Regions from separate parts of the Mus musculus genome. Here all the other regions are linked to region 5. Evidence: chromatin loops called from intact Hi-C (ENCODE). Cell type or tissue: left cerebral cortex. All regions are shown on one strand.

Region 1 (4,000 bases), 340 kb after region 5:
ATAAGGTGAAGGTGAATTTTTATGGAACTCTGCATATTGTAAGGATTTTGTTGTATCTTCCTTTCTAGCTGAATCATCATTGATCCTCCAGAGCTAATAAAAAGTACACACTAATTGTAGACAATGAATAGCATTCATTTTATATTGTATACAGTTATATATTAGTTATTTTATAAGATACTTGAAAACCTCTGCAGAACAGGCAATAAATAATATAAACATAAGAATTTAAAATAAAATTGAGTCTGATTGAGTGTGGTGGCAAATGGCTTTTATTCCATCACTTGGGGCAGACACAGGAAGAACTCTATGAATTTAGGGCCAGCCTGGTCTAAACAGTGAGTTTCACATTAGCTAGAGCTGCACAGTGAAGACCTTGTCTCAATAAATAAATAAGTAAATAAAAATTAAAAATCCATTTATTTGAGTATATGTTGCATCTATTCTGAAAATAAAACACTCGGCTGTCCACACTACTTCCATCGAGGCCAGCATTAGTTTTCTCTTTCATTATTTCTTCAGAGGGATAAAAAGAGTCTTACTTCTTGTGCTGGACTAAATAATGAGTTTCCTCAATATTCATGTCTACCTGAAACCCTAGGATTTAATCTTATCTGAAAATAGGGCTTCGAAGGAGTAATTAGGATGAGGTGGCAGTGTATTTGTATGAGCGCTAAATCCAGCGATGAAAGTATTCAGAGGTCTTCAGAGGAGAGCGACACACAGGGCACCGGAGGCAAAGCTCAGAGTAAGGCAGCTATAACCCAAGGGCAGCCAGAATTTACCTCAACTGTGGGAAACCAGAAAGTCTGGGGTGACATTCTCCCTCAGAGATTCTGATTGCCTTGATTTTTTTTTCAATGACATTTAAAAAAATTCTCTTTATATCCCAATCACAGCTCCGCCCCAAGTCCCACCCTTACAAGTCCCTCTCCCCCACACCCCCACTGCTTAGATTTTGATCTTCTGGCCTCCCGAACTCAGAGTACATTTCTGTTGTCTTAAATCACCTGTTTCTGGTAATTTACTGTAGCAGCCTGAGAAAACTGCCTTAGCTCAAACTTAAACAACCCCCCACCCCCAAACCAAACCAAAAAACCCCAAAAACCCAAACCCAAACCAAAAAACCAAACAATAACAAAAAAACAAAACAAAACAAAAAACCCCAACTCTTTCTCTGAATATCCATAAACTCAGGGTCAACTGGGTACACCACAAATGACCGCAGTAGACACACTTCCCAAGTGACGGTGAACGAGAGCGGGGCTTGCACAACAAGTTTAAACGACAGAAGGAAAGCTTCTTTTTTCTCCCTCAGTACAATCGGTTAACACACAGCACTTTGCTACAGATGAAACCTTAAGACCATGTGGGTATTCTCTGTATGAAAGACAGCCAAAGGAACCTATACAAGTAAGGCTTATCACTTTCCACGTTGTGGAGATCCACTGCTCACAGAGAAAAAACCTGGGGATTTTAGTCTTTCAGCCACTGTAGTTGGCTTGATGTTCCTAACTCTGGCTTTAACTTGATCATTAACTTGGAAAGATGGCAGTAAAACGAATAAACTATCACATTTGTGAGAAAACTGATCAATGCATTTTCTTGGTTGGATCAATTTTCATGATATTACAACATAGAGAGAAAATATTAAAAAATTAATAAAACAATAATAAAAATTACTTTAAAATTTACGTTGGCAAATCGTGGGTGCATCTTAATCAGAACAGCTTTACATACTTTCTATAGTTATAGCTAAGCTATGCCATTGATTCTGAGGGGAAAGTCATTGAATGAATTATAGTTATAGAAAAACGTCTGTGGTGGCCCACAGAGGAATCCTTAAGTTGTCGTTCTGTTGCTTTGGTGCCCTCTGGTGTCCAAGATACAAAATTACACCTAGTCTACTCGGCCCTAAATTGTTTCCACAGTGCAATAAAATTAAAAAACAAGATTGTTCATTTGCTAAATCTATAGAATCTGTTCACAAACAAAATAAATAATACTTCAACGAAGCATACACAAAATAGCATCTCTGTTGTCTCCATAATGTTAGGGGCCCTTGTTTATTCTTCTTATACCTATCAACAGCATTCTGCTTATATAGTGCTTTTTTTTAAAAGCCAGATTAATTAAATTCTGAGGCAATTTCTCAACTTATTGTTCTCATTTTCCATCAAAAGCTGTTTATGCATTCATAAAAGTCAATGAAACATATTTATGACATACTAATTCCATTAAAAACACTATAGTTATTTGAGCAATTTCACATTTGTAATTAACAGTCACATTGACTGTAATCTAACTTTTGTGCTTTTCTGTCATTCTGGAGGGGTGTGTATTAATAATGGAGATTTTTCTTGGTTATATTTGGGTTCATCCATGGGAGACAGAAAATACCAGGGGTTTAAAGTCTGAGCCTATCTGTCACACGGCCATTTGTTCAGGTCTAGGGCTGAAGTGACCCTTCCGTTGTCACCATGGTCCTGTGTCCTCCTGATGTACTGTCCCTTTTGTTTCTATTTGTCCATATTATTTTAATACTTCTCCACTTTTAAGTACTGGTTTTAATTTTGTGATTGTAACACAGAAGATCCATCTTTTATATTTTAAAAAAAAGCATCATCAGGATCATAAAGCTATGATAGTTACACTCTACACACTCCCAAGGTGCTTTAAAATGATTATGTTTTGAGTCTGTAGGCGAATGACGACGACAATCCAAATACATCACCTGTACAGGCTGGACTACATACTGGTCACGTGGCTGATCGGACAAACAACTGATGTACGGTTCCATCACGTGATCCAAGTAGAACAAGTAGGCGCAGAACCTCCATGGAGTAGACTAGGGTGAGTGCATCTCACAGCAACGTGGAGCCGGCACTCGCATTTCTGACAGAAGCTCCTGGTATAGTGGTCCATGACCTCTATATACTGATGGGCACATGCTCAAATCTGAGCTACTTAGTGTTCTGAAAACCGATGACCTATCAGTCCACTACCACAAATTAGTGCTCCCAGTGGCTGGAATTTTACCTGGTTTCTTTTGTACCATAGCCTTCTCACTCTGCATAATAACTGCCTCTGGATTCTTCTGTCTTCAAACTTCTGGTCCTTGATTTCCATCCTTCTGATGTTCTTTTCTGTACTTTATTCTTCTCTGAAAGAATAGAAGCCACTGGAATCATTTCTATCTTCTACCATATTCACAAGCTCTTACTGGGCCTTGCACCTGCTCTTTGGTTATACTGGAAGAGTGTCTATAGACAATGACAATGAATTCTCAATAAATATGGAGAACCAAGGGTATGGTTTTGTCAAATGGGTAAAGAAATGGGAGCAGGGTCATGGAGTGAAGGGGTGGGTGAGGCACTGATTAAGATGAGGAAGGGCAATACTGTGTGGAAGGGAGGGAGGAGGGATAAACAACACTAGGGAGGTTTGAACATAATGTAGGGCAACATATTTATGCTTATCCCAAAACTGTATACGTTTAAATGTATGTGTAGCTCATCTGCTGTAAAGCTGTGTCTTCCATGTGTAACAGGGAAGCTGTGCCCACAAACTCTCAACAACACCGCAGTTTAACTGAGACTTGAGCGATGGCATGGTCAGCTGACATGCAACGATGGCTGATGGAGATCGCACAAGACTCAACTCCTAGAGGAAGATCTGGAGGCAATTAATGACTGCCGACAGGAAAGAACCAGCCTTCCCCAAGGATGCGCCCCCGATTGGTTATCCAATACTAAGTGCTTAGCTCTAAAAATTGTGTCCATATAAGCAGCACTAAATGGACTCATCTGGTGGTGTTTATACATAACTCATTCTATATGCGTAATAATAATAATAATGAAAGAAAGAGAGGGAATTGATCTGGAAAGAAGTCAAGGGGATTAGGAGGAAATGTGAACATTGTGTACGTATATGAAATCTAAGTCAGATGTTAGGATATTTGTCATGTTTCTCTACTTCTCTGTTAAATTGTGAGACTTAT
Region 2 (4,000 bases), 49 kb after region 5:
TTGTAAAGGCCTGCTTTCCTCCGGCACTGTTAAGATTCTCCTGGGCCACAAAGCACACACAGCTCAGGATGAGGTCAGACCTGGATGACCTGGCCACATCAGGACCAGAGACAACTGCCAGGCAGCTCTTCCAGACAGGAAGCAGAGCCCACACTGAGCTCACTTTCCAAGTCCTCCACCCTTCACCCCAGGATGAACAGATTTGGGGTGTTGTAGGGATTTTCTTTTGTTGCAAGGATCAAACAAATCCATGCTATGCAAGGGTTCTGCCACAGAGCTATAGCCCTACCCCAGAAGGAGGCCGGTCAGCCTTCCAGTTCATCAGGGAACCCTGTCTCAAGGCAATAAGGTAAACAGCAGTCGCCTCTGTCGGTCAGTGTGTGCATTGACATACTCCTTCATCACACACACACACACACACACACACACACACACACACACACACACACACACAGAGTCTTTCCTACTGGGTCTCATCGAAAGCAAGCTCCATTCCTCTTCTCTAGACAGATCTTTGAATTCATAAGGAAAAAATCAAAAATCCTCTGGCATTAACAAGCTGTAAGCTATAAAACCCTAAAGAGAAGTCAGTACCGCTTTGAAACACCCCTTGAAACAACAGCTGGCTTCCGAGGTGGTTGCGGGACATTTGTTTGTAGCTCCTATCAGTTAGGAGAGGCACCACTTCCTAGTGCTTTACCTCAGCTGCTTTACCTGGAAAGGTCAAGAGTCAGGGAGGGAGGAACTGTTTGCAACCACTGTTTAAGTACATCCTCTGATAGGAGTAGATGGTGAGGTCTGGAGGACTGTAGCTTCCTGTTAAGAGAGCCAGCCTCCGTGGGAGTGACCTGTCCCATGGGAGTGACCTGTCATGAGTGCTTTATTAAGTTTCTGTCCCTAGAGAAAGAGAGAGCGTGGGGTTGGGCTCCAAAGCCCTATGAATTGCCTGGCATGGACTAGCGAGAGCTTCCAGCCTTTGGTCCCACTGCAGCTCTGATCGATCCCTTAAACACAGGGTACCACTGAGTTTACTCACCTGGGCAGCCCAGGCTTGGGATTGTTTTTTTTTTTTTTTTTTTTTTTTTTTTTTTTTTTTAGTGGATTGAATTAACTAGCAATCCAGATTTGAGAATCTTTAAAAAAAGATTTTTATTAGGCCTAATGAAATATTTTGACATTTATAAAAGACTTTGATTGCTGGGCGTGGTGACACACCTTTAATCCTAGGAGAGGCAGGGAGATCTCTATGAGTTAGAGGCCAGCTTGGTCTACATAGTTCCAGGATGAGACTCTGACTCAAAAATTAAAAAAAAAAATTGATTAAGTGTAAAATATCAATTGTTTCTTTTCCAAATTCCTAGTTTAAGTCCAAAAACAAAAATATATCAGCCTCTGCTGGGGCTAGTGTTCCAGAGTGAGTGTTTAAAAGGGGGGCAGGGGAGGGGGGAGGGAGGAAAGTAAAATCACACCCGAGACTTCGTGACTTCGCTGTGGGAAGTTACTGGGTACAATATGACTTGGGAACTGGAATCATAACCTCCGTAATAGTCCCGAGGCATTATTCGCTGTGCAGTCTTCATCTAAGTCCCCATTTACTGTCGTCAGCAGGTTGTAGTCTTTATGATGTGCCTTGCCTAAATGCAAACACTCTGATGGGATATATCAATGCACATCCCGAGCTCTGTCTCTGATGCAGGCCTTGGGATTGGAGAGTAAACGTTACCGGTTTTGTCTCCCTGGAAAATGGCCGCCTCCTGTAGAATTGCTCTTGGCTCTTCTGTTTGGCCAGATCTGAGTGAGGAGAGAAGTCTAAGAGTGGCAGAGAAATGTAATCGATGCGTTGGCCTGAACTCACTTGAACCATATCCAAGCTTTCCACTCAGAGAGCAGATGTTCACAGGCCTCGGAGGCAGAGGGTGGAGACAGAATGAGGTGTGAGGAAATATATGACTCAGGAGGAGGACATGTTTTTCCAAGAGTAGGGAAGGGCTGGAAAGGGCTGGAAAGAGCCTGGCTTCCAACCCCAAATGGGGTCCTCTCTCCATGACCATCAGTCTCAGGCACAGCTGGAGGGAGGGAAATATGTTTGCTCAGCAATGCTGCCAAGTTCTTCAACCAGCCATGGGCAAACCTGTCCCATCTGTCTCAGGATGTCCTAGACTCCATGCCTTTCACACAAGAACATGCACTCTCCTCCAGGGACTGTTAGTGTATCCCGGGGCTGAGCAAGAGAGTTGTTAAGAGCTGTAATTAATTAAAATTCTTTTGGAGGAGTTAGAATCTGTGCGGAGGCTGAAACTACACAGGCCAGAGAAGTCTCCTGATAGTAGTTGTGTCTTTCTGATGCCCCCTGGTGGCTATATGCTATTAAGTGAACTCCAGGCTCCCAGCCACAAAATCCACTTTGCTGGACTCTGTTTAGCATGTACTTAGAGCGATGTGTACCAGTGCTAATGTATAGTGTGCCTTCTTCCCTAAACAAGAATTGTTCTGAGATGGCTTGACCTGAAGTCCCAGTACCGAAGGTTGGAGGCAGGAGAATTGCTGTTACAGACCAGCTTGGATTAGTGTGAGATCTTGCCTGAAAATAATAAAAGCAACCAACCAACCAAAAATCCACAACACACACACACACACACACACACACACACACACACACAAAATTGTGATATGGTATTATGAAGAAAAAAAGAATTTGTAGTACAGAATTATAACAATTATAATTATAATTCTTGTTATTTTTGTGTGTGTGTGCATGTACCAAGCCCTATATGTGGAGGGTAGAGGTCAACTTGTAGATGTCAGTTGTCTACCTACATGATGTAGGCTCTGAGGATCAAACCTAAGCCATCAGGCTTGGTGGCAAGCAACCTTATCCACTGAACTACCTCACCAGCCTGGAGAATACCAGGGAAATTTAAGTCTTCATTTTTCCCACACTAGTGCTAAATTTTTGAGACATTATTTTTTTTCTTTTTTAAGGAAACAGAAAATGGAGAAAAGGGGCCACAGAAGAACTAACTGTGGGAAGTTTTCCAGTAGCATCCATGAAAAAACACTGCCCCAAGACTCGGCTCTCGGTAAGTTGGAGGGGTTGGGTGTACATAGTTGTTAGTGATCCCTCACTGTGAGTCCCGGCTTGCCATCTGCCATTGCGATAGCATGACATTTGACTAGGATGATGTTTGTTTCCCTTTCTCAAAACATGAAGAACTAGTAATGGGTTGTTTAAGGAGTGGTTAAGCAGAGTAAAGTACCAGTACATGCTTCTAGTTATGCCCGGCAACTTGCGCTCTGAGCCGGACTCATAACTGCACCGGGTAAGTTACCAGGCTTGTGGAAGGCGCAGCTGACTCATCCCCATGCATCGCACAGAGGCAGAGGGAGCTGTGGGTGGGAGCAGGCAAAGAGGGCGTGAGTACGTGAGACTCATGAGAACCTCTCTCTGTAGACAGTTTAAAGCTGAGGAGCGTACCCTGGCCAAACCGCTGCGGGTGATAGAGAGGTGACCCAGAGGCCTGCCTGCTTAGGCAGCTCCTGCACTTGCCAGCATCGGTTCCTCATAGCTGAGCTGGAGGTGCAAGCCAGAGATGACACAGCATGCTTATGCGCATGCTCCCTGTGTCCAGAGCCTTGCGGGCACTCAGCATCTTGTTAGATCCCACTTGGTTCTGAATTGACCTCTCTGGGGATGGTATACTTTCAAATAAGAGCTTTGGAGGACTGGAAAGATGTCTCAGCAGTGAGGAATGCTTATTGGCCTTGCAGAGGACCAGGGTTCAGTTCCCAGAACTCAAGTTTGGGAGGCTCAACCGAAATCGAAAGCCCTGTTCTGGCCCTCCATGAACACCTGAGTGTATACTTGTGTGTGTGTGTGTGTGTGTATGTGTGTGTGTGTGTGATAGTTACCAAAGCATAAAATAACGACACTTCTCATTAGCTTTGGGTTTCATTTTTGGAACTTTTTTTTCTGAAAATATAAGACTGTGTTAAGATGAAC
Region 3 (4,000 bases), 110 kb after region 5:
CTTAGCATCTGCAGCTACGATGTGCTGCAGTCCCATCCTCTAGACAAGGAAGCAAGGGACTGCTATGCGCCTTGCTTAAGGTGCCACGGCTCGTGGCAAAGCTCGGTCTGAGGAGAAGCTCCAGGCCTCTGTCCTATGGAAGCACAATGCACTGAAGCCCTCCCTCCACAGAGGAGCAATCACACAGCTTCTACCTTCCATTCGCCTTCTTTCCGGCAGTCATCGAACACGGCTGTTTTTATCTCTGTTAAGAAAAAGAAAAAGAAAAAAGGGTTTAGTAATCTAAAGCAACAATTGAAAATGTAAGTCTATGCAAAAGGGTCAAAATGAGAGAAAAACTGCAACTTGGAATGTGTTAAACGATATAAATACTATATATTAAGCTGTAGGTAAAAATGCAGCTATATTATCTAACCTATACATATAAACTGTAATGGATTCTCAGACATAAGTGTATGACTACGTCAGAAACTATTTCTGAACTATTATTCAATTTAGCTTTTCCTTCTTTCTTAAATCTTAAGAAACAAACAATTCTCAGGAAGGTCCTTAACTGGCTCATGGCTAAATTACATCTTACAATCTAATCTGCATACAGGTTTCATCTTCATTTACTTTCTTGTTAAAGAATACATGTAGGCTGGGGCTGGGGAGATGGCTTGGTGGTTAAGAACATTCGATGTTCTTGCAAAGGACCTGGGTTCAGTTGTGAGCATCCATACCAGGCATCTCCGAATCACCTGTAAACTTCAATTTCAAGGCATCTGACATCCTTTACAGATGACCTTGAAGCAATCCCCCTCCCTCCTCTACCTTCCAAATAATAGCATGCACCACCGTGCCCAACTCTAATCTGTTTACACATTTCTATTTTTAAATGTATATGTTTTCAGCAAATGCTTTTGGGCGATTACCATCACATTTTGACACCTGTTAAAAAAGATACAATTGTAACGATCTTATCAATAGGTGTTATTGTAACATAATGAAAAATATCTGGGGGGGGAGGCTGGAGAGATGGCTCAGTGGTTGTGAGTAAGTAGGGTGGCTCATATTCATTTGCCTGCATCTTGAGCCCTCCTCCTGCCTCCACAGACAACTATGGCTTTGTATACATACCCACACAAGCATATACATGATTAAAAGTAAAAATACATCTTAAAAAAAAATCTGGTCTGGGTTTCTAGTTCCTGGAAAAAATCTAAAATCCTTGAAATTTCTTATGTGACAGATCTATGGTATGCTGGTGACATGACCCGTGACTAGCTTCAGCAAGCAGTTAGTCACCAGAACCAAACTATGACTTCTAAGGAGGCATCAGGGACTAGAGATTGTGTTCAATTACCAGTGGCCAAAGATTTCATCAGGAAAGTCTACATAATGAAACGCCCATAACCCATCCAGTTTCTGCGTCATTGAATACACCCATGAGTGGCAATGGTGATATACCCAGCCCCACAGGCAGGGAAGTGCCAATGTCGAAAACCCTTCTAGACCTCAGCCTATATCTGTCACCTGGCTGTTTATTTGTGTACTTTAGAAAAACAACAAAAAGAAAAAAAAACACCCAACAACAAGAACCCTGAAAACAGGAAGTAGTTTCTAGAGCTTGTAAGGTACGAATTACTGCGCTGCAAGGGCAGGCAGGGAGTGTGGTGCTACCAGCATCTGAACTGAGTTTCGGCTCTGAATCCTTAAGCCTGCCAAGGCTGGCACAGCAGTCAGAATTCTACTGAATTGCAGGGCTGGAGAACTGGCTAGTAAGAAGGAAAAAAAAAAAATCAACATCTTTGCTGTTCGAAGTGTTCTGGGGAAAGTAGTTAACACCCATCACAGAAGCTGTGCTCTGGGACTAGAGGGATGGGCTGAGTGGCTAGAGTGTTTGTCCACCAAGCCTGACAAACTGAGCTCGATCCCCAAGTCCCCTGATGGAATGAGAAAACCGACTCCCTGAAGTTGTCCTCTGACCTCCACAGGCACATTGTGGCCTATGTGCTCCTGCTCTAACACACACACTCAACAAATGGAATGTTAGAACTTCCTGAGTTCAGGAAGATTATGAAGTGTTAAGAAATAACAGTTAAAACTTGAGTGTGTGGGGGCTGGAGAGATGGCTCAGTGATTAAGAGCACTGACTGCTCTTCCGAAGGTCCTGAGTTCAAATCCCGGCAATCACATGGTGGCTCACAACTATCCGTAATGAGACTACAGTGTACTTAGATATAAAAATCAATCAATCAATCAATCAATCAATCAATCTTTGGGCAGGAGCAAGCGGGACCCACCGGAGCGAGCAGGGGTTCTGAATTCAATTCCCAGCAACCACATGACGGGTCACAACCATCTGTACTCATATACATAAAATAAACAAATCTTTAAAAAAAAAAAAAGTTGAGTGCGGTGGAGTGGTACCTGAATGACCAGTAACTGGATGACAAGGCAGAAAGATCAGGAGTTCAAAATTATCATCAGAGTTGGCTAGCCTGGGCTACAAGAAATCCTATCTCAATCCAAACCTAAACAAAGCAAAACAAAACAGTAGAGTGTGTGTTGAACAAGCACAGGAAACTGATTCTAATTCTGAGTCTACTTCAGCTGTGGGGGAAGGAAGAGTCTGGAGGATCCCAGAGCTCCCCCACCCGCCAGCCTAGATGGGCTGCAGGGCCAGTGAGAAAACCTGTCTCAAAAACTAAGGTGGAAGGCCAGGCAGTGGTGGCACACGCCTTTAATCCCAGCACTTGGGAGGCAGAAGCAGGCGGAGTTCGAGGCCAGCCTGGTCTACAGAGTGAGTTCCAGGACTACCCTGTCTCGAAAAACAAAACAAACCAACCAACCAAACAAATTAAAAAAAAAAAAAAAACCTAAGGTGGAGAACTAGGGAGGAAGACACCTGATGCCAACCTCTGGCTCTACATGCCTACAGGTGCATACACACCCAGTCACCTCCAGAAAAAGAAAGAGGGAAGTCAGTAAAGACAGTTATATATTGCTTACTAGGTAGTTATGTTATAGGGGAAATAACAAGTTTTTTTTTTTTTTAAACCCTAAAGTATTTTACTGTAATTAGTCCAGGAAGCAAAGGTTTCTGAGATCTGACGGATGAGCATGTCCGCTATTGTAAGGCCGAGCTCAGACCCTGACAGGCGACTTTCCTGCAAGCCAGCCTCACTGTATGTGCCACAGCTGAAAACTGAAGACACTGCATAAGGAACGAATGCTGCAGGAGCACAAGTCACAGCATTAGACTTTGATACCTTACGCCTGCACTGCCTGGATGACAGGAACTAGGCACACGTGACCTCGGAGCCCTTGAAATAGAGCTGTAGAAGGCAGGTGCGGCGGTCACACTGTGAGATTCTAGCCCTTGGGAGGCTGGGCAGACACTTTGCATTCCAGGCCTGCCCGGGCCAGAGTGAAACTTGGCTTAAAAAAACCAAATCACTTGAAATGTACAAAGTTCCATGAGAAAGACAATAACACGAGAGAAGGCTGTGCTGTGACTCCGAGGCAGAGCGCACATGTAGCTTAGCATGTGTGCGGCCCCATTTGATCCCGAGCATAACAAAATGAGAAACAGAAAGACTATGGAGTTTTAAAAAGGGGGAAATATAAAATATCCTATGAATTCTCTTCCCTTTGCTTTATAAATTCTCATATCACATTAAATATTTTAAATGTCAGGTTAAATAAAATATATTAGTTAATTTTGTTTACTTCTATATTTTTAATACAATTAACTACAAAATGGTAAGTTACCTCACCCAGTTCATATCGCAGTTTTTCTGTGTAGACAGTACAGCCTGCATGCTAACCATGTTAACATCTTAAAAATAACTACTAAATAACCGGTTGTGGGCGGGGAGACCAGGAGCACTCAACAACAGTGACAGGACTGCAGGTCTATGCTGAGAGTGGTGGGGACCTCATCAGCTATGGCAGAGTGTAAAGGCCCTTTATGCACTAATACAATGAAAATCCCTTAACCTCTTCTTCAGCAACT
Region 4 (4,000 bases), 190 kb after region 5:
GGGGGTCTTACTCTGTAGCCCTGGCCAGCCTGGATCTCATTTAGATCAGGCTGGCTTGGACTATAAATCAAACCCACTTTGGGACTTTTTAATTTCTCATTTTGATCAATTAATTCCTAGTTAAATATTTTAAAGATTAAAATGATAAAGCTACAAAGATCATTCTTAAACTTAATTTTTAGCCAAACTGCAAACCCAGAGTATAAACTGTTAAAAGGTTAAGTGTGAAGTCATTAATATTTACCAAATTGAATAACAGTATCATTTTTATTAAAGGGAACACCCTATGAAAACAGCTTTTACCCCCAAATAGCAAAAAGCTTGATACTAGAGATAAGTGAAAAATATTAGACCTGTTTTTGTTTCTTAAATAAACCCTGCTCTTTATTTCTGCCCACACACGGCAATACTTTATACTTTTTTTTTTTAGTGGCTTTAGACAAGCAAAACAACCAACCAACCAACCATTTCAATTGAAAACAATACTGTTTTGCTCACCTTATGGAGTTTTTTCCTGTTCCCAACAAACAGACTAAGTCACATCCCACCCAGCCCCCAGTGCTGGATGGAGACTGAACCTAGGGTCTCATCTACGTTGGATACGTGCTGAACCGACTTGCCACTGAACCACAACCGGCTTCTATTCCTTAAAGGGTACCCAAAAGAGGGCATACCATGTTAAACTGGAAGCCTATACATTTCAAAGACTATTTGATCCAAAGAAACTTCCTAGCAAGTTTTCAGTCACATTTCACTTTTAATTACATGTATGTGTGGGTCTGTGGAGCCCCGAGGGTCTGGTGGTTTTTAGCTGCCTGATGTGGATGGTGGAACCTGAACTTAGGTTCTCCGCAAAGGCAAAAAATGCTTAGTCCATGGGGCATCTCCCACCCCCCCATTTTAGTTTTAAAAATGAATTTAAACATACTTTCTAATATAATAAGTTTTTCAGAATACATTTGAAATTAAGTTGAAATATTAGTCTCTATTTTAAAACAACCTGTCACAAAGGTACAGGGACCCAAATTTTCAAAGTTAACTGCATCCACAATCATCACTCACCATGCTGCATCCACACTGAAAAGGCCTTACCTTTTAAAAGCTAGTTTAAAAAAACTACTTCATAGTATTAGTTACACCTACTTAATAGCTTTTGTAAAAGAACACCAAGAGTACGTGTATATTTTATATATACAAAGTTAAAAGGTTTGTCTATAAAAAGCAATTAGTACCTCAAAAATCTCTCATTAACCTGAACAAGTGGCTGGGAGAAAAGTAGGTAAAATATACAGAATCTCTTTTCGTTAACATCTCCACGTGTATGTCAAGACAAGAAAAATTGGATGTGTTTTACTTTACATGCTCTAGCGAAAATGCTTGAAGACATGAAGACTATTAATACTCATTAAAATATAAATTAACCTCGGAGGCCTGGAAGGTTATTTTTTAAACTACCTAATTTGTAGGGAAGTGGAGACTCTAGTTAGTGAGACCAAAATCAATGGCCCAACACCAAACCGGTAAAAATAAACCTAATTAGCCATTCATTTAACCAGGGAAATGCATTTATTGGCGATTGAGCATGATTAATAGTGCATACCTCTACCTGCGACCCTGGGCTGCTCCGAGCCTCGCTGCAAGACTGAGTCAATCCTGCTAACGAAACAAGAACTGAGACAAGAGTGCAGTGAGGAGGCGCCAGGTGAGCTCCCCAGCACAGCCAAGCCAGCACCGACCCTGCCGCAGAAAGAAGCCCAGGGCCCAGAGCATTCTAATTATGCCCAACGCACAGGTGGCTGACACCTTCGACTCCTGACTTCCTGCTGGGAAAAATTTCCAGGCCTTCTGTACACCTCTTTTGCCCTGGCACTCCACGCCACCCTCAACCCTCCCGGCCCACCCGACACACTCACTGGCCAATTTCTGTCGGGATTGGAGAGCTTAACGAAGAGCACGAGGCCGACATTGAAGTAATTACTTCAGTAATTCCGCTGGCCCGGGGGGCAGCGGCAGAAGCACCGAGTTAGTGCTTAGTCGACACAGGTAAAAAGGAGTCATTTTTTTAAAAAATGGTGAACTTGGACAGGCTTCTGGTATTACTTTTCTCCTCTCCCCTAGAGTTCTTGCCCAACAGCTCCCTAGGGATAGGCAGGAGGTTGGGGTAGGTTAAAGATCGATTGTGGCGGGCTCGCCCGGCTATTAAAACAAAACAAAAAAAACAAAACCTGAAAAGGAAAAAAAGAGGGCGGCCCTAGCCCGACCCGTCCCAAACCAGCCCCAAGCTTCACTTCTCCCTCCGCCAACTTTCCCCCTCCCCCAAATCCGCGGGTCTCAGGAGGGAGGGAAAGGGGGTGCATCCACGGTATCCGACACCCCGCTCTGGCGAACTTACCCCCGACACGCGGCCTAGAGGATGCGTACCTTAAAGTAGATCTCGTCCACCACCTCGTGGTAGGTCTTGAGCTCGTAGAGCTGCACTTTGAAGTAAGGCGACGACAGGATGTTGGTGAGGATCATGGGGTTGAGGTTCATGGTCTTCTCGTTGCCCCACAGCGGCAGCACATTGCCCTGCTTGCCCGACACCGCCGGCTTGGTGGCGCCGCCGCCGCCGCCACATTGCTGCTGCTGCTGGGTCACGGCCGCGGCCGCCTGGTGCTGCGGTTGCGAGTTGCCGGTCAGCGCGGGGCTGTTGTTGGCCATGGTGCCGCGGCAGGAAGGAAGGAGGGCGGGCGGGAGGAGGGAGGCCAAGCTCGATCGCGCTCTTCGGGACAACGGTCCCGGACCTACTCCATGGAAGGCCGTCGGGGCAAGGAGCCCGCCGCGTTGTGCCCCAGCCGAGCGGGAAACTGCAACTGGGACGCCGACACACGGGAGCCCGGGCCCGAGACGGACGCCAAAAACGAGGCGGGGAGAACTCCGGACGCAAAGCAGAACGGGCAGCAGAGGAGCTCGATCTCTTCCGCCAACTGCCCCTGGGAACAAGATGGCGGGGCCAGCGGAAGTGACGCCATACGCCCGGGCGTTCGAGCTAAGGCCGTGGCCAATCAGAGCCGCCCGTGTGTGCAGGCTATTCCTCTTCCTGGTTGCGCGAGGTCGTTGCGTGTTGGCTCGGCTCCGGTGGTCTGTGTGCCGGGCTGGTGGCTTCCTCCTGGGACTTTGGCCCAGGGGGAAGGGGGTCTGGACACAGTTGCTATGTTTTAGAGTTTGCATCCGTTGCTTGATTTTTCTCGAGGCAGGAAGAGGGTCTCGTGACACTTGTGTTCTGGACGGATGCGTGACTGCTCCTGCGGAGCGGTCGAAGTCTCATGAGTTAATTTTGTTAGATTCTCCAGAAAGGACTAGAGTCAGGGAATTGACTCCGATAGAGTCCTTGAGGCTTTCGCAGAGGTAATAGTGTCCTACCGGAAGTCGTAGACGGCCCCAAATTTTTTTTCTCCTAAGATTAGGATAATATTTTAACTGGGTTGTGAGCTTTAAAGAAAGTACTCTCAACTGGGTGTGGTGGCGCCCGCTTTATTTCCAGTGCTGGGGAGGAAGGGGCAGACGGGTCTGTGATTCTGAAGCCAAGTTCCATAGACATCCAATCTCAAAATAACAAAAAACATAAAATCTGCTACCCTACGTGGAGTGCTTCCATTGACTCACCTTTTTTTTTTTTTTTTTTTTTTTTTTAATTTTCAATTAGGGTCTCACACTATAGCTGAGGCTAGCATGTAGCTCAGGCTGGCCTCAAACACAAGACAATCTTTACGCCACAGCCTTCGAGATACTGGGATTTTGGGTCCTGAGCTACCACATGTAGTGAGATGCTAGTTCTATGGTACCGCTGCACTGGGCTAGGCCTTAGAAAAGGGAGTGAGGAATGGAGATGGAGAAAAGGTGGGAAAGTAATCAGGGTATCTGTTCTCAAAGGTACTAATAATTTAAGATTAATAGTGTTTGAGAGTTAAGAGGCTGCTGGAGCCTTTGACCATCATCTACTATTTACCATCTAATAAGC
Region 5 (4,000 bases):
AGGGAAGCAACTGAAGCAAAGAGGTGGGGTGTGTAGACACTCCTGGGAAGCACATTGGTCAGAAGTGGAAGAGAACATGACCAAACTGTGAGGCTTGCACTGTCTGGCTGAAGCACCTATTAGGCTCTGTGTGTGTGTGTGTGTGTGTGTGTGTGTGTTTTCCAATGGGAAACTTGTAGGGTTATTATTATTCTTTTTTTCCAACAAAGAAATAGCAAAATTACATGTTAGGACAAGAAACAGGCAGCATCACACAGGGCCAGATGAGGAGACAAGGTGAAAAGTACTGCAAAAACTCAAAACTGACTAAGGAGCCTCTCTGCCCACTCAGGACATCAGTAAATATTCTGTGCACCACAGATGTCCAACCATCTAGGTCTGAGAATGAGGCTGGGGTGTAGCTCAGCAGAGCAGGAAGCAGGTGAGGGCAAGAACTGGGGTTCAACCATCAGGATAAAAGGGAATTCTGTAACCGTGCAAAAACAGAGTTTATAACACATTTCTAACAGTGGAGAAGACTATATTTATATTCTTGCAGATTCAAGTAAACTTTGCTCTGTGTCTTTGGAAAGGTTAAAAGCTATGGGAAGTGTTATTTGCTTTAGAACACACACACAAAGCGAGACCATCGTTACAAGGGTAGATAGATCCCTCCACACTTCATAACAAACCACCGACTGTATTGTGGTTTTAAGTAGAATTATGTGCCACAAGTGGGATTCAGAAACACATGGCCATTTAAGTGCAGTAGCTGGTGCTTTGAGATTAGGGAGTAGTCTCAATCCCACCAGTAGCCTATTAATTACACAGTTTTAAAAACAAATGCCCACAGGTGTGTGGGGTGAGGGTGGGGGTATGTATGTTTGTTTGTTTGTTTTTAGGTAAGTCTTGGAGTACTTTATGGGTAAGAAAGGTGAAGGCTGAGGATGTGGTTTGGTTTTGCTCGGCATACACCTGCCCTGGATTTGACCCTAAGCATGTATGGTGCACACCTGTAATCACAGCACTGGGAGGATGGAGAAAGAGAATCAAAGAGTGCAAGGCCAAATTCAGCTATCTGAGACCCTGTCTCAAAACTACACTGAATGAATGGAGGGAAGGAAGGAAGAAGAAAGTCAGCCAGCCATTTCATACCAGGTGGAATTTGTGCACATATTACAGCCCAGTAGCTGTAATCCCAGCTACTGGGCTGAGACAGGAGGATTCCAAGTTCCAGGCCAGCCCTAAACATTTAGCAACAATAGGTCTCAAATAAATGAATGAATGAATTAATTAATTAATAAATGAATAATCTGGAATTACCTCAGTGATAGAACTCTTGCTTAGTGTTCACATGGTTTAGAGTTCAAACCCAAGTACAGAGGAGGTGAGGTGTGGGGAGCCACACTATATATAGTGCATTACCTTTGTAACTAGCCTACTATTAAATCTCAGGTTTACATCAAAACATACTTGTAATAGTGTATGTCTGACCTACTGAAAATTCAGCTAAACTATTTTTCCGTGGGACACGCTTCCACAATACTCCACAGTCTCTGAATTCATAACCAGTCCAATCCTCGAATTGTAAGTTAGAAATAGTTTGCAAGAGGGGCCTATGAATGCCTAGAACCGGCCGGGCATCCCTGAACTCCCCCACTGCCCTCAAGTCAAAGGACAGGAACCTTCGCTTTTGAACTTAGGCGGAACGAATCTCTGCTCTTAGCACGTCGAAACCCCAGGCAAAAGTGCTCTTTACCAGAAGCAATCACGATGGTTACTAACAAGCCGGAAAATCTTCAGTTTAGCCTTCCAAAGAGGCAGTCTGAAAATTCTGCTTCGCTGGTGACAAAAACTTACAACACAAACCACACAGCAGTCCAATCAACACAAAGCACCGAGAGGAGAGTCAAGAACTTACCTATTCTAAGTCTACCCGGCGTTTAAATAATGCATTAAGGCAAATAAACATTGCCATCATTACTCGTTTCAACAGAGTTCAAATGATACTTGTTAAAGCCACCTAATTGTTTACCATTAAAATACAAGGAAATTACGTTTTCCACTTTTCATCTGAAGATACTAAGTTTACAGCTTTCCGGCTAAGATCTCAAACATGTTACGCTTGCTATAAAGCTGGTTACAACGATCTATCAGTTTCGCTTGCCAGTAAGTCTGGGATCCGAAAAGTTCAGGAGTTTAAATGTGACTTGACAAAGGTGTCTGGTGTGGAGACCCGGGGCCGGCGACGTGCCTGGGATTCGAATCCACTGGGATTCGGCTTTGTATCCACCGTCTGTTACGCTCGGAAAACGCGTGAAGTCGCTGCATCCCAGCAAGTATTTTCAAGGTCTGCAGAAGCCCGATCCCCAGTCTCCCCTCACTTAGGGGACAACAGCCTAAATGGTGCGGGTGCGAAGCCCCCCACGGAGCTCCCGGGTCCCAGCGTCACCCGAGCCCGTCGAGCCTCGGTGGTCCAGAGACCCCCGCCCCACGCCCCCACACACCCCACTGGGTCACCCCCTCAGGCTCCGCTCACCTCCCTCCGGCCCGCGGCTCCTGAGAACAAGGAACCGCTGCAGGGATGAGCGCCTCTGGCCGTAGACTAGGAACCGCGGCGCTTCCCCAAGTCGGGTCCCGGCGGCGACGCCGAGCCAAGCAGGGGCACCGCGGGAGGCTGGCGAGCGCCCCGGGCGCCCGCCCCCGGCAGGTCACGTGGGCCAGAGCTTCGGCCTCCCCCTGGCCTCTCAGAGGGTCTCACCGCCAGCAAGGCTCCCTCAGCGCCTGTACTCCTCTGCGCCTGCGCCTAGCTCCAGGCTCGCCCATTCAAACTGACAACGCCCCGCGTTTTTTGGACCGGCCAATGGCACCGGTGGGGCGGGGCTAGGCGGGTGGAGGGCGGGGCTAGACGAGCCAGGGCTCCCTCCTTCTAAAGATCTGTGTGTGGGGTTTGCCTCTCGGACTGTAGCGCTTGATTCTCCTCTGCTGCGGATAGATCCTCCGCCAACTAGAAGCTTATTGTCCTCGAATTTCTCCTTCAGATGGCGAAAAGTGGGACAATAAACATCAGAGTTCAAGCTGGGTCTAGTTCAGACTTTGAACCCAGGAGCCCCAGTCCACTGCCTCTTTCCCTGCAGGCTCAGTCCCGCCCTGGGAAAGTCTTCCAAGAGGCAGATGTGAGAAAGAAAGAGGCCTGTGTGAAAGGAACAGAGGGTCCCGTGTGAAAGTCTGAACAAGGAGCCTCAGTTCTTGAGGCAGTGTCACACACAGTTCTGGCGTTTCCAGATGTTGGGAAAGCAAACTTCTTCTGACTGCAGGATCGCTGGTTCCCAGGAAAAGCAGAGATGGCGAATTTAATCCGCTCCGGCGGCTTGCATTCCCATTCTATTCATGCCTTCATATCAAGTTCACCAAAAAATAGATCTTAGCTTGTTCATCAAATGTTTAAACTAGAGTCTCTGCTGTGAAGCTGATGACGTTGGTTACATTACATTATCTATAGCCACTGCCTATTTCTCCACTGGGATGAAATTTTAATGTTTTACAGGATTGGGCACCTGTTAAAGAAATTCTAGTTTCAGCATCTCTGTGGTGATGGCCGTGACCACTATATGTGTGTCATGGAAAACTGTATAGAGATAGTGTTAGCACCAGCCAGACCTGGGTTTGAATTTCAGCTCGGGCCTCTTCCTACTGACTGATTTTGAACCAGTTAGGCGTCTGTCCTCTGTAGCCTTAGCTTCCTCAGCTGTAAAACACAGATAATGAGACCTCCTCTAATAAGGTCTGTCATGATGCTTCAGGAGGTAAAGTTTATGAAATGGTTAACACAGCTGCTGACACATCGAAGCTGTTCAATAAGTGGTTCTCTTATTATTATCAGCGAGCACCCTTAATACCAAGTTCTTATAAAAAGCTGAATTAGCTGGTTGTACTATTTCAGAGGTAGATATTATAATTCTTCCATACTCATAAATTCTTTGTGGGAATTGGTACAGTAAACCACAATAAAAAGTATTTT
Region 6 (4,000 bases), 120 kb after region 5:
GTCATCCTTGGCTACAAAGTTGAGTGTGAGGCCACCTAAGGTACACAAGACCCTGTTTCAAACACGTAACAAAGCTCTGTGTGGTGGCACATTCCAGGACTCAGGAGGCAGAGGCAGGTGCTCTATGAGTTCAAGGCCAGCCCAGACTACATAGCTTAAAGACAACCCAGGATACACAGCAAGAAGGTGTCTCAAAAAACCCAAAAACCAAAGCAAAACAACAGTAACAAAAACCAAAAGAGAAACCCCATCCCTTTAATCCCATCTCTCCAGGCTGGGACACAGGAAGGAGTTCCTGTTTCTCTAGATTTGCTTGTCCTGGATGTTTTTCTCATGAATGGTGTCATACTATGCCCTTTGTGACTGGCTTTTTCTTTAGCGTGTTTCCAAGATGCAGTAGCATAAAATATATCAGCATTGTACTTACGTTTACTGAAAAAAAAAAAAAAGACATGTATTCCTTTGTATGTGCACTGTTACGCCATGCGTCAGTCTGTGGAAAGGTGACCTATTCTTATTTTTTCAGCTAAGCCATTTCTTCAGCCCCTTAATGTGTATATGTTTTGGGCTATTCTTGTCTTTTGGTTGTGTGTTTCGAGTTACAGGCGGTCCTAAGACTATTTTACAGCCTTACATCTTTTTCCTTTCATCCAGCCTGCCTATCTATATTCTACTCTCCATGTGGTGAGCCTGGTGTTACCCTAAGTTAACAAGAACAGGGAAAGCCTGTTATCTTCATGCTATTGATACTGGCGTTACTAGCATAACGGTATCTTTTTCTCATAAGCCCTGATATAAGGTGCCATTATAACTCAGAAGTAATTTCTTCAGCACAATTTGTCACCCACTTTCGTATGAGAGTCAATATAGACAATCTGCCTAAGTCAGTGCTTTCCTTACATCACGTGGGTCCCTGGGGATGCAATTCGTGTCCTTGGGCTTGACAGCAAGCACCTTTACCCACTCAGCCACCTTGCAGGCCCCCAGAAAGGATAAATTTGAAAATAATAAATATGAAAGGATAATTTTGTATTTCACAAAGTCTACTTATCTATTTAGTACCTTCTATATGGTAAACACCATGCCTGTACTGTTTTGGATTTTAATTTTATACAAGGAATTCTTGAAGGCAGAATTCTGTTGGCTAATTCCTATTCTGTTCCTTGTTCCCCAAGTCGGAGTAAGAAACACTAATAAGACGTTATTCCTTTTCTACTACTAGACTATAATTACTTAGAACCCAGAGATGCCAAACAAGGAAGGTCCTTCCGGTTTGCTGCTTTCATTGCTCTTCTAACCTGGCAGACCTAGGTTTGGTGTCATTTTAATAAAAGTCATTAAAGTTGGTCGAACCAACAAGAAGACCAATTGTAACACAAGGAGCAGACTATGCAGGGACCGGATACTAGATAAAACTTTAACAGTCCGCTGTTGCTTTCTCAAGAACTCTTTTTTTTTTTTTTTAAAGCAAGTCATATTCTCTTGGAACAGTGGCAGAAGGCGCTCTTGAAAAGCTACGCCTGCACTTTTTAAAGGACAAGACACTGAAAAGGATGGTAGTAAAAACCCTCGGTGCTAACATGAATATGGGACACCAAGCGGCTTCTGAAAACACGGGGACGAGGGCGGGACAGAGTAGTAACACAGAGCTCAGACTGTGTCGGATGGAGAGACGTCCGTGCCTGGTGTGGCGAGGGGGGTGCAATGGGAAGAGCTGTCCCGGGACAGCACAGGGACTTGGGAGGGAAAGTCGGCCCGAGTCAGGTCGCCCAAGGGTGGGGCTTTGCGGAAGAACCTCACCGGGGTGAGAGTTGGCCAAAGCCGCGGAGAAGGCCGCGTCTGGCCACCCCGCCCATCCCTGGTGCTGGCACGAAACCCGACTCTGGGCAAGCCGGAAGGAGTCAAGCCAGGGACTTGGTCCCAAAGCAACAAGTGCCCATGCAGCTCCCAGAGAGGCTGCAGAGCTGCAGCGGGAAAGAAGACCCCCGTACAGCCGACCCTTCCCGGCCTCATCCCTGACCCCTCCGCACTCACTCCGCCACACGACGCTCTTCAGTCCCCGCTCCGATACCGGCGGCGCCATCTTCCCCCAGCCGTGGAGCTACAGCCACCGCCTCCCACTCGCAACCTACTTTGGCCCTGAAAGCTGCGCTCGGGGGCGGGCCCTTCCCCTCGCGGTGGGGAGGCTCCGCCCCCTCCGCGGGCCGCGCCCTCAGGTGACGTCACGCGCATCAACTAGGGCGTGTCCCGCCTGTGCCTGGACTGCGGCTGCGTAGTGTGGTCAGACTTCTGTGCACTGTCTGGCGCCCCCTAGCGGAAGCCTACTATAACCCATATCTCAGTGTCCAATTTGGCATCAGAAAGCAAATATGTGAACTAACACAATTTATACAATTATGAATTTATACATACCGGGTCTTTTTTATTTTACATTTATCTGTGTGTATGTATGCATGTGTGCATACCAAGGCTCGCAGGTGAAGGTCAGAAGACCTCATCTTCCACAGTGTGGGTCTTGGGATGGAACCTAAGTTGTCAAGACACATCCTGCCATCCCCAATACGGAGACTTTATGCTTTACAAAATAATGTTTCATTCAGCAAAGCAATTCAAACTATACTGTTCAGAAGCCTGTTCAACCGCCATATGGGAAGTCTATCCCTCTCAACTTCATTTTAATAATTTTTGAAGATCATTGATTATTTAAGCTGTAAGGTAACCACCAGTGTTCCCAGAACTGTGATAGAGTTTCAGAAAAGTCTAAGAAATGAGAGACCCTCTTATTCCTATGAAGAATTTTACATTTTAAGTTATAGAGCACGATTCCTAGAATTGTTAATTCCACAAGGCAGGAGTAAGACCACTACCATAATTTTAGAGCTAAAATTGAAGCAAGCTTTATTATATCCAGGAGCACCAGAGACCTGGCCAATTAGGGGTTAGAGAGAGAAGTGCTGAGAGTCCCTTTTAAGGAGCAAAATAACAAGTAGTTGCAAAACAGTGTTACAGAAGCAAGACAACAGGGCAGTTGGGAAGTATAGGAAAATTTCAAAAGGACAAAAACCAAGTACTTAGTGATAAGGGAGGGTCAAAGTGTTCTCAAAAACAAGTCATGGTCACAGGGTGGTGCAGGGCAGGTTCCAAGAAACAGAAACTTAAAAACAGAAACTCAACTCTTACAATAAACGAAACTTTGTGTTTAACAATACAACAAAATGTCTCCTACCTTAAAAATGGAGTCAGGCAGGTTTCTCATTCTCCCCTTGACCTTTGTGTCCTTCTCAAATCCTTGATAGGGGACTGTCTTTAATAATGTTGTCAAGTGGCAATGATTCTAGCCTTGTTTGGTGGATGCAGGGCCCAATTATGGTAGCCAGTAGAAACATTAGCAGGCCAAAGAAGGGGAGAGCCATCTTAGCCATGTTGTCGGTCAACATTTGTTTGAAAGATTTTGTTTATTTATTTCTCCATCAATACTTGTCAATAGTATGAGAAGAATCAGAGATACTAAAACAGCACATTTCGGTAAATTGCTGACAACCAAGATTACATTTAAGTAACAGGTAAGAGGGATCTTTTCTGACACAGAGTTTCCTTGTTGACTATCTATCTGGTGGTAGATGGAGCCAGAGGTTATACCCCAAACTATTAGTTACACACAGGGTTCCTTTGGGTATGCTAAGTTCAATCGAGGTGATTGATGAGTCTTCCTTTCTGCTTCTTATTTTAGCACACCTGTGATTTCCACTATTAGACCCCTTTAGAGAATATTTGATTATGCTAAAGTCTGTATTATTACTTTGGGATTGGTCAGTTAGAATAGGTCATCTCTAGAATCCTCCATCCATGGTGGATAAAAGCAATCGTTTTCATAACAAGACAGTATCAGGGTGTTCCCTATAATAGGATTGCCTTTATTTCCCCCTTCAAGATGCGTTTAGATTCTGTTTGCAAAGCTTGAAAATAAGACGGCAAAACCGTTAGCCATAGGACAATCATG

What was found. Hi-C counts contacts between places; a loop is a spot of excess contacts. Peaks named below come from ENCODE experiments on the same cell type or tissue, not always from the same donor. Only the 100,000 strongest peaks of a DNase experiment are listed, where the experiment ranks them.
Region 1: a loop joins it to region 5, with 2.7 times the contacts of the local background. A loop is called at or near these places in 2 of 42 quality-filtered maps.
Region 2: a loop joins it to region 5, with 2.8 times the contacts of the local background. A loop is called at or near these places in 16 of 42 quality-filtered maps.
Region 3: it touches region 5 in a loop (2.5-fold over the local background); 2 of 42 quality-filtered maps call a loop at or near these places.
Region 4: it touches region 5 in a loop (2.2-fold over the local background); 2 of 42 quality-filtered maps call a loop at or near these places.
Region 6: a loop joins it to region 5, with 3.0 times the contacts of the local background. A loop is called at or near these places in 3 of 42 quality-filtered maps.

The regions. Positions count from the first base shown.
Region 1 is chr3:109,061,335-109,065,334 of GRCm38, forward strand. It overlaps Gm36778 (a long non-coding RNA gene), which reads left to right. Exons shown (of 4, transcript XR_375965.2): 3 at 2,704-2,853; 4 at 3,551-4,000. Among named protein-coding and RNA genes, the nearest start is that of Gm36778, 7.6 kb to the left of the region's middle. In left cerebral cortex, a CTCF peak has its summit at 1,879 (motif pointing left); a DNase peak (open chromatin) is centred at 1,867.
Region 2 is chr3:108,768,928-108,772,927 of GRCm38, forward strand. Aknad1 (AKNA domain containing 1) reads left to right here. Exons shown (of 12, transcript NM_177859.3): 7 at 2,983-3,080. Among named protein-coding and RNA genes, the nearest start is that of Aknad1, 31 kb to the left of the region's middle. In left cerebral cortex, a CTCF peak has its summit at 2,366 (motif pointing left); DNase peaks (open chromatin) are centred at 1,909, 2,346 and 3,387; H3K27ac peaks cover 850 bases.
Region 3 is chr3:108,827,379-108,831,378 of GRCm38, forward strand. Stxbp3 (syntaxin binding protein 3) reads right to left here. Exons shown (of 19, transcript NM_011504.1): 2 at 195-244. Among named protein-coding and RNA genes, the nearest start is that of Stxbp3, 11 kb to the right of the region's middle. In left cerebral cortex, no CTCF peak of the experiment used is centred here; a DNase peak (open chromatin) is centred at 1,678.
Region 4 is chr3:108,908,743-108,912,742 of GRCm38, forward strand. It overlaps Prpf38b (PRP38 pre-mRNA processing factor 38 (yeast) domain containing B), which reads right to left and starts at 2,987. Exons shown (of 6, transcript NM_025845.3): 1 at 2,422-2,987. The coding sequence starts at 2,700. In left cerebral cortex, a CTCF peak has its summit at 2,457; DNase peaks (open chromatin) are centred at 1,705, 2,467 and 3,047; H3K4me3 peaks cover 3,259 bases; H3K27ac peaks cover 2,066 bases.
Region 5 is chr3:108,719,523-108,723,522 of GRCm38, forward strand. It overlaps Gpsm2 (G-protein signalling modulator 2 (AGS3-like, C. elegans)), which reads right to left and starts at 2,777. Exons shown (of 15, transcript NM_029522.2): 1 at 2,519-2,777. In left cerebral cortex, a CTCF peak has its summit at 2,296; DNase peaks (open chromatin) are centred at 1,721, 2,315 and 2,820; H3K4me3 peaks cover 2,142 bases; H3K27ac peaks cover 1,378 bases.
Region 6 is chr3:108,838,386-108,842,385 of GRCm38, forward strand. It overlaps Stxbp3 (syntaxin binding protein 3), which reads right to left and starts at 2,117. Exons shown (of 19, transcript NM_011504.1): 1 at 2,035-2,117. The coding sequence starts at 2,083. In left cerebral cortex, a CTCF peak has its summit at 2,313 (motif pointing left); DNase peaks (open chromatin) are centred at 1,641, 1,852 and 2,249; H3K4me3 peaks cover 1,331 bases; H3K27ac peaks cover 820 bases.